Regions from separate parts of the Mus musculus genome. Here region 1 is linked to region 2. A link is a loop called in an ENCODE intact Hi-C map of the cell type or tissue named here. Cell type or tissue: gastrocnemius. All regions are shown on one strand.

Evidence for each region. Hi-C counts contacts between places; a loop is a spot of excess contacts. Peaks named below come from ENCODE experiments on the same cell type or tissue, not always from the same donor. Only the 100,000 strongest peaks of a DNase experiment are listed, where the experiment ranks them.
Region 1: it touches region 2 in a loop (4-fold over the local background); 14 of 42 quality-filtered maps call a loop at or near these places.

The regions. Positions count from the first base shown.
Region 1 is chr4:155,368,885-155,373,884 of GRCm38, forward strand. No RefSeq gene overlaps it. Among named protein-coding and RNA genes, the nearest start is that of Prkcz, 10 kb to the left of the region's middle. In gastrocnemius, no CTCF peak of the experiment used is centred here; DNase peaks (open chromatin) are centred at 2,138, 2,531, 3,132 and 3,634.
Region 2 is chr4:155,565,693-155,570,692 of GRCm38, forward strand. The region is part of intron 1 of Nadk (NAD kinase); the gene reads left to right. Among named protein-coding and RNA genes, the nearest start is that of Nadk, 4.4 kb to the left of the region's middle. In gastrocnemius, a CTCF peak has its summit at 2,747 (motif pointing left); no DNase peak of the experiment used is centred here; H3K4me3 peaks cover 59 bases; H3K27ac peaks cover 3,882 bases.

The sequences.
Region 1 (5,000 bases), 200 kb before region 2:
GCACAGGAGGGACGCAGCTGAGGGAGGGCTTGGCTCTTTGTTCCTTACTTCGATCCTGGTTCTGTCTTAGAAGGTGGGGGTGCTGTGCCCTACTCCCTCATGATCTGAGCTCTGGCTGGCTACCCCCCAGCGCCATGGGTCTGCATCTCCACACAATCCTGCTTCTCACCTCCCAGGCCCATAAGATGTTGCCTATGTCTTCAGTTCCGTCTATCCAGCCATCTGCTCTTCCAGTGGTAATTCCTCCCACCCTCCGCTACACAGTTAATTGTGCTAATCATCCCGGGTTTTTCGGGTGTTTTTTGTTTTTTGGGTTTTTTTTAATCTGTGGACTGCTAAAACAGACCTCTTGCCGCAAGCCTGTAATTCCCACCTGTTTAAGAGACTGAGAAAGGAATTATTGACGGTTCAAGGCAGCCCGGACAACTTAATAAGATTCTGACTCATAGTAAAAACTAAAAACGTGGGATTGGAAATGTGGCTCTGTAGAACATGATGAGGTCCTAAGTTCAACTTTCAATAATACCCACAGAAACAAAGTAATTTTGTTCTTTTGACTTAAATGGTATTTTGTCTTTTATTTGCTACGTCACCTGGAAATTTGCTCTATTGAAACTCTCCCAGAAATTATTGCAAAGAATTATGACCTTATGCTTAATATCTGAACCAAAAATAAAGACTGTTCTCCTGAGTATGTAGCTCTGTCCGTAGAGTACCTAGAATGTAGAAAGCCAGGCTTCAATCCCCAGCACTGCAGAAACGAGGCTTGGCTGTGCACACCTGAAATCCCAGCTCTCAGGATGCAGTGTGATGCACCTAAGAGGTCAAGTACTGAGTGTATCTCACCTAGAAAAGGACTAGCAATACCTGCTGAAAAAAAAATAGGTCAGAGCTGGATGTGATGGCACACACCTTTACACCATGGCATTTGGGAGACAGAGAGAGGCAAGCTGATCTTTGTGACTTGCAGGTCAGCCTGGTTTACAAAGTGAGTTCTAGGACAGCTAAGGCTGGTACACAGAGAAACTGTCTGGGAAACATGGGGGTGGGGGGAGACCAGGCCAATGCAATATTGAAAAACATTGTTCAAAAATTGAGAAACCCAGATAAAATGTGTCCTTAATAATATGGAAGTTGTTCTATACTAATAAACATACCATGTCTATGCGAAGTCTTAACTTAGGGGTTTCCAGTCAAAGGGTGAGCAAGAACCCTATGTATCTTGCAGCTCTCCAAATTAAATTAAATTATGTCATCCTTGAATATTATCTATTTGTTATTTATTGTGTGTGTAGAGGGGTGTGTACACCTGTAACAGTGCACACGAGGTCAGAGGACGACCCGTAGGAATCCATTCTTACCATGTGGGTGGGACCTAGGGATGGTGATGAGGTTGATGGTAAGCGTCTTTACCCTCTGAGTAGTCAGTCCACCGGTCCAGAAAATAAAAACCTGTGGACACTAGACCTTATAACACTGAGTGTACACATGTCCCTGAATGTGCAGACATAATCTTCCTCTGTGTGTGTGTGTGTCTGTGTATGTGTGTGCGAGTGTGTGTGTGTGTCTGTGTATGTGTGTGCGAGTGTGTGTGTGCCAGTGTATGTGTGTGTCTGTGTCTGTGTATGTGTGTGCGAGTGTGTGTGCGAGTGTGTGTATGTGTGTATGTGTATGTGTGTGTGAGTGTGTGTGTGTGTCTGTGTATGTATGTGTGTGTGTGTGTGTGTGTGTGTGTGTGTGTGTTGTATCTGGACATTTTGAATGTGGGTAATGCTGGGTCAGCAAAGACAGAAAAGCTAAGAAAACCTGTGGGTTGTTGGGTCAAGAGGCTAGAAAGAAGGGGAGCTAGATAGAAGTATAGTAGAGCTGTAAAATAACAGACCGACATCTCGGCTGCTTCCACACACTTACCAGCCGAACTGTGCAGAGGGCCCAGGCCATGCTCTAGGGCTATATCCTGCACCGGGCACAGTTGTGGCTACCTTTGCACCAGGCATCGCCACCCAAGCCTCACATGCCTGCGAGGCTCTATACTTGTTTATTGGTCACGTGCTCCCAGCGTACAGGCCTAAGGCCTGAGAGGCACTGGACCCGTTCCAGGATCACATGACTGCAACAGCAGGGCAAAGGCTCAAGGTCCCTGCAGGTATTCCAGGCTACAGCAAAACAACACACACATACTCACTTCTTTCTCTGTACCTTGGCTGAGCACAGAGTGGGGCTCCTGTCTCGGGCCTGCTTGAGTCCAGGACCCAAGCCTGAGTTACAGGTTCGGGGCATTGTCAGAGCATATGGGCACAAAGGCAGCTGGGCTACTGTGCTGCACCAGTCTGGAGGCCGCTGCAAACAGACTGGGCCCCACTGCACCTTCCTAAGGACTGAGGTTACTTAAGACCCAGTGGAGGATGAGGGGGCTCTGCCAGAACCATGTCGCCATGGCAATGACGGCAACAGCTCCAGGACTACAAGCACTATTTTAGCCCCATGAAAATAGAGTCACTTTAACTCAAACAATCACAGGAGATGGTAAAGGGTTTCCCAGCCCCCAGCCTGAGCCACCTACTGGCTTTATGCCATCTGAGCTCTGTGGTCTTGGGGGGCCTATGGTCAACTACACTGAGCTCAGGTCCAGAATATGTGTGAATCATTCCTGGGTGAGGCTGGCAGGCTGTAGAACACAGAGAGCCAAAACATTGTCCAGTAGGTCCTTTGGGCTGGTAAGGCTAGAGGATGGGAGAAGCCCCACTCCCCAGCTGCCTACTAGGGACTTGTTTTTAGAGAAAGCAAAAGCCTTGAAAGCACCCATGACGTCTCTTTCTGATCATTCCTCCTCAGGGTCTAAACCCAAGGAAAGACCCGCAAGTACACACAACTCTTGTAGCGCACGTCATCAGACAGTTACTGTCATGGTTGGTTGGGAGGTAGTTGTAGCCAGCAGTGAAGAGTAGCCCAAAGCTACCACAGACTTCACTTGACCAGTGGCCCATGGCCTTTGAAATGAAAGGCTGCACATTTGGACACATAGATCGACCCCCACACATGACCCTGGCACTCACACAGGCCATGCGAAGCTATCCTGCCAGGACATAAGGAGGCATGCCCCTGCTGCACGGCATTGGCTCCAGCAATCTAGCAGATGGAGGAGTTGCTGCTCTGCAGGGAGGCTCCAGACTCAAGCCTTGCAGCTTGGCTGTGTCCAGGTGTCTTTCTCTCTGGAAGCATCTGAGCTTTCCTGCTGAGAGCAGCTCATCCAATTCTCACAAGGGTCAGGAGCCTCCTAAGAGCAGGACCCTGCAGGAGCCCTTGACCTTTCTCCCCTGACAGCGTGGCTTTGTGGACAGTGTGGACACTTCCCAGTAATGTACCTTTGAACCCTAGGGCATGGCAGCTGTGGGGCCATCCTAGGCATATGAGCTCAGGGTCACCCCCTCTCCCCAGCCAAGCTGGCTGCACAGAACTTGTGTCATTGGGATGCTGAAGGTAAGGGTCTCAGAACAAAGGGTTAATAGACTTCTTGGAAATGAGGAGGGTAAACAGCCACAACACTCATCTGACAGAGGCAGAAGGAGCTGGGGTGTGGAGCCAGATGGACTGGGGTCCTATCCAGGCCTTGAGTTCCTCACATGTGGTATGGGGCTGTCCCATCTCATCCAGGGTAGTAGGTAGCCCTGCCAGGTGCCAGCTCCATGCCAGAAGCCCATCTTTCTGCATGTCTTCCCAAAGGCTATTAACACTTAAAAAGGAGACTTGAGCCAATTAATAAAAATGAACGGTATCCACTGAATGGATTAAGAGATAGAGAATATTCTAGATGTCCTGGCAGAAGAAACAATATTGTCTGGTTTTATGGGAAGTGCTAACTTCCTGTTGTCACAAAATACCTGAAAAAAAAATGACTTGATTTCTCACGCAGGATCTTGTTGTGTAGCCCAGGTTAGCCTGAACCTCACCACGGAGCTGTTGTGAGCCCACTATGTCAGACACATAGATGGACAGATAGATGCATTGGTATCTTTCCTCAATGTCTGAATTTATTGGATAGATAGTTAATACATTCACAAGTTATGTTGATTTTGTTGGCTATAATTTGTCAAGTAGGGGCTGGTGAGATGGCTCAGTGGGTAAGAGCACCCGACTGCTCTTCCGAAGGTCCGAAGTTCAAATCCCAGCAACCACATAGTGGCTCACAACCATCCGTAACGAGATCTGACTCCCTCTTCTGGAGTGTCTGAAGACAGCTACAGTGTATTTACATATAATAAATAAATAAATCTAAAAAAATTAAATGAATAAAATAAAATTCATAAAAAAAAATTAAAAAAAAAAATTTGTCAAGTAGTCCTGATTTCCCTTGATAGCTGGCTGTTAGCAAACCGATTATTTTTTCTTTTCTTTTCTTATTTTTTAAGATTTATTTTATTTATTATGACATAGTAGTTGTCTTCAGACACACCAGGAGAGGGCATCAGATCCCATTACAGATGGTTGTGAGCCACCATGTGGTTGCTGGGAATTGAACTCAGGACCTCTGGAAGAGCAGTCAGTGCTCTTAACCGACTGAGCCATCTCTCCAACCCCAGCAAACAGATTTTTTTTTTCGAGACAGGGTTTCTCTGTGTAGCCCTAGCTGACCTGGAGTTCACTTTGTAGACCAGGCTGGCCTTGAAATCTGCCTGCCTCTGCCTCCCGAGTGCTGGGATTAAAGGCGTGCGCCACCACACCCGGCTAGCAAACAGATTCTTTATCCAACTTAATTATTAACTCCCAGATACAAAATACACATCGTGAATGTATAAATCTCTCTCTCTCTCTCTCTCTCTCTCTCTCTCTCTCTCTCACGCGCACACACACACACACACACACACACACACACCAGCTACAAGAGAGTTAAAGAAGCTGTGACAGCTTAAGGAGCTCTGAGCAGAGACATGTAGAATCATCTCAGAGAGTTAGGTAAGGAGCCCTGTTATAGAGCTGCTGGAGGCTCTGCAGGAGACGAG
Region 2 (5,000 bases):
GAGGATGGAGTTCAAGACAGTGTTTCTCTGTCCTGGAACTCACTCTGTAGACCAGGCTGCCCTTGAACTCAGAGATCCCCTGCCTCTGACTCCTGAGTGCTGGGATTAAAGACGTCCGGGCACCACCACCCAAAGTCCTACTCTTAATGCTTTTTTTTTTTTTTTAAAGATTTATTTATTTATTTTATATGTATGATGCACCAGAAGAGGGCATCAGATCTCATTACAGATGGTTGTGAGCCACCATGTGGCTGCTGGGAATTGAACTCAGGACCTCTGGAAGAGCAGTCAGTGCTGTTAACCACTGAGCCATCTCTCCAGCCCCCACTCTAAGATTTACTTTATTTTGGATTTATGTGTATGCATGTGTGTTTGCGTGTGGTTATTATGTGCACACGAGTATGTGTGCCTTGGAGGCAGGAAGAGGGTGTCAGATCCCTTAGAGTTGGAGTTACAGATGGTTGAAAGCTGCCGGATGTGGGTGCTGGGAAGGAAGCTCAAGTTCTCTGGGAGCAGCAAGAGCCTTGTAACTGCTGAGGCTTCGCCCTCTCAGGTGTTGGGAATGGATTCATCTCCATCTTTACCTTGAATCTGTCTGTTTTCTGGTGTCGCAGCAAGAGGGAGATCCGTGCAAAATGCTCAGCACGCGGAGGAGGAGCCTTGGGAGGACAAGAGGGGTGGGCTTTGATCTCAGGCTCTGCTTTCTAGGACTTGTGAGATCTGTTTACAGTTACCACATGGCTCCTGCCCTCCTGAAGGCAGAGGTGTCGCTTTCAACCCCAGGAAACCATCCTACTTGTTTGTGATAGTTGCTTAGCTTATCATTGTCCTCTATTCTGATCCATGGCACCTGTCCTCCCAGGGCTACTGCATTGGGAACAAGTTCGTGAAAACAAATGATCGGGTTAAGGCAGAGACGGTACTAGCAATGTACGCCAGTGCTGTCCACGGTGCAGTGGAAAGGGCAGCAGCGCCTGACCACTTAGCCTTCTAGACCAGAGTGCCTCTCTTGGGTCTGTGAAACTATTCCACCACTAGATGGGTTCTGTGATCCCGTTCCTTAGAACTTTCCAGAAACAGCACACTTCTCTGACCTGTCTGCTAGCTTGGGTATCATTTATTTGTAGAAATGAGGTAGGTATTAGGTAATCACTAAACCTGGACTCTGTGGCTCACAGTAGTGATACCATCATGTTTGATACAGCAACACGTTGTCTCATAAAACAAATGAACAAGAACTGGAAACTTTTCCAACTTGGTATTAACTAATGAAGTTAAACATTTACCTGTTGCTTTCACTAATTTTCCTTCTTTTTATTTTTTTTCTCTCCATTTCTTCCTTCATTCCCTCTATTTTCAAAGACTCAGACTTTTGTCACACAGATTGCAGTCTTCCTCCTGCGTGCTGAGTGCTTGGGTCACGGGTACGCACCAACACACCTGGCTTCGCTTTTCATTTACCGCTTCTACATATATTTGAAGTTCACATGGAATTGAACGTTTGTATTACGTTTCTTGGGCTGACTCTCTGTGTGTTCATGCCTGCCTTTGGTTCCTGTTGTACATGAGCTTATTGACATTTTGATATCTTTCTTGCTACTCCATGATGGTGACTCAGTTCCTTTTCCAAGCCAGCCAAGCTACTCAACAATGAAAAAAATCCCAACAGGGATAACTAAGTGCACTCACCCCCCCCAGCTACCTCAGCACCTGATAATCATCTTGCCTAGCCTTTGTTTCCGCTTCACTTTTTAGACCTTGCTTGAAGAGTTACCTAGGGAAAGGTTGGCGACGAAAGAATTAAATAATGGAATTAAATAGAATTAAAAACAGAGGAGGAGGGATGATGGGTCAGTCCTAGCAACCACCCGGGATTCACTCCCAGGGACCCTCAGGGTAAGAGGAGGGATTTAGGGGCTGCCCTTCGATTGCCACGGGCAGATTGTGTCATGCGAGTGAGCATGTGTGCACCAACCCATAAGTAAATACGTGTATCTGTTTATTTACTTAATTGGGTTTTTTTTTTCTTTTAAAAAAAAATTGGGGGAGGGGGTGTTGGGATGTTCAAATCAGGGTCTCTCTCTCTGAAGCCCTGGCTGTCCTAGAACTCAATCTGTAGACCAGGCTGGCCTCACTTTAGAGAGCCACCTGCTTCTGCTGGGATTAAAGGCTTTTATACCACGATCTCCTGGTTTATTTTTCTTTTTTTTAAGACACAAAATCTCTGTGTAGCTCTGGCTGTCCTGGAACTAAGTGTGCACACTAGGCCTGGCTCCTTTTTTATTAATTTATTTTTGTTGTTGTTGTTTCTTTATTTTGTTTTGACACAGGGCTTTTCTGTGTAACTCTGGCTGTCCTTAGTCCAGGCTGGCCGCAAACTCAGGGTCCATTTGTCTCTGCCTTCCAAGTGCTAGGATTAAAGACCACCACCTGGCTCTTTTTTTATATTTTGAAACAGTTTCACTATGTAACCACAAATGGCCTGCAACTCACTATGTAGACTAGGCTGTGCTTGAATTTAGAGAACTGCCTGCCTCTTCCTCTCAGTATTGGAATTAAAGGCGTTCCTCCTCCACACTGAACAACTATAGTTTTAAAAAGGGGAGGGGGGACTTGGGACGTGGACAAATGACTCATGGTGGTTAATAGCACTTGTTGCTCCTATTATAGAGGAAATGGGTTTATTTCCCTCTGCACCTTTGTGGTTGTAAACTCCAGTTCCAAAGGATGCTGCACCCTCTTCTGGTCTCTGTGGGAACTGCATACACATAAAAATAAATCTTAATCTGTTTTTGTTTTTTTGGTTTTTCTTTAAAGATTTATTTTTTTATATGTGTGAGTACACTGTTGCTGTCTTCAGACACACTAGAAGAGCATCAGACCCCATTATATATGGTTGTGAGCCACCATGTGGTTACTGGAAATTAACCCCAGGACCTCTGGAAGAGCAGTCAGTGCTCTTCACCGCTGAGCCATCTCCCCAGCCCTAAATCTGTTTTTATAAAGGCTCCAAGGGTGGATTGGTACCTGAGAGCCTGGGTAGTGGCCACTCTCTCTTGCCTTGAGAAGCCAGCAGTCCAACCCTAGTGGACACGCAATAGGATGATGCCCTGTTCTCTCGGTGAGCCTTCCTCTGCACTTTGATTCTCACCATATCTTCCAGGCTCTTGGACAAAGGCCAAGTGTAGCATGTACAAGAGTCTGTCTAACCTAATGACCAGGACAAGGCTGTATGTGAGCCTGGCCACATTCTGCTAGTCACTGTGGGGTCCTTTCTGCCCTAATTTGAGAGATGCCTGTGGCACCATAATATGTGTGACGTGCTGTCATTTTCTACCATGTCAAATGCCGATGTGGGCACTTGCTCTTAGTATAGAGTCTTTATGTGATAATTGCCATTTTAACAGACCATCCAGTCCGCCCTGAAATGACCTAACAAGGCACTGTGAGGGAGGTCAGCACTGCACAGAAACCCCACAGGCCTTGGCCAGTGTAACCCTTGGACTTTACCAGGCAGCTACTTTCTAATTGTAAAGCTATACTTGTTTACTTAGGTCTTGTGTATACGGATGGGGTCAGATGTACACAGCCTGTCTGTGGAGGTCAGAAGGAGTTGGTTCTCTTCTTGCAGTGTGGAGCAAGGGATTGAATTCAGATCCTACACTTGATGTCAGTGTCCAGGAGTGGACTGAACCCTTGGGCATCTGGGAATGAAGGGAGAGTGAAGAATTATATAGTGAAGCCCGTGTCAAAAAAAAAAAAATCTGCTAATATATGCATATATTTTCATTTTCTTTCTTTTTTTTAAAGTTCAACTCTTTATTTGGTAATTTTTGTTTGGTTTGGTTTGTTTAAAGATTTATTTATAAACGGGGGTGGGGGGTGGCACCCGCCTTTAATCCCAGCACTTGGAAGGCAGATTCAGGCAGATTTCTGGGTTCGAGGACAGCCAGGGCTACACAGAGAAACCCTGTCTCGAATAAAAAATAAATAAATAAATAAATAAACTATTGCTCTCTTCAGACACACCAGAGAGGGCATCAGATCCCATTACAGATGTGAGCCACCATGTGGTTGCTGGGATTGAACTCAGGACCTCTGGAAGAGCAGTCAGTGCTCTTAACCACTGAGCCAACTCTCCAGCCCATATTTTCATTTCCTTATCTGCGTCATACAAAAATTAGAATGAACATGGCCGCATAGGCCTGTAGTCCTAGTTACTCGGGAGGCAGGAACAAGAGGATCACAAGGTCAGAGACTGGATTACAGGGAGCCACCCTGTATTTAACAGAAAAGCAAGGCCTTGGTGGTGCGTGCCTTTAGTGCCAGTGCGCTAGAGGCAAGCCAGTCGGATCTTGGGGTTCAAGGGCAGCCAGAGCCTTACAGAAAGCCTGTTGTGAAAACCAAAAAAGGAAAAAGTGAACACACATAATGAGTTGGGAGTATAGCTCAGTAGTAAGTACTTATGTAGCAAGCATAGAGGCCTAGGTTTATACCCTAACAACACACACAGGAAAAGATTTTAAAGGCCAAGGCCATCATGATCAGTTTTTTTCTCATGCTTCTAAAAGGCAGTTTGAGCCTGTAGTCTGTTTTGGATTAATATTTGTAAGTGATAAGAGGACATAGTTCAGTTTTCAGTCTTTTCAACTGGCTACCCATCTGCTTAACACTACTTGAAGGTTTTGTTTTGGTTTGGTTTGGTTTTTTCGAGACAGGGTTTTTCTGTGTAGCCCTGACTGTCTTGGAACTCACTCTGTAGACCAGGCTGGCCTTGAACTCAGAAATCCGCCCGCCTCTGCCTCCGGAGTGCTGGGATCAAAGGTGTGCGCCACACGCCCGGTGCCCGGCGAAGGTTCTTTTTTTATTGAATCACTACAGCACCTTTGTCAAGACCTTTTAGGCTTGGCTAGGGTGTGTCTTAGAGGGATAGCTGTTCGCTCACAACACACACAAACCGTGGTTGATGTCTATTTCTGGATCATCTTTTCTGTTGCTTG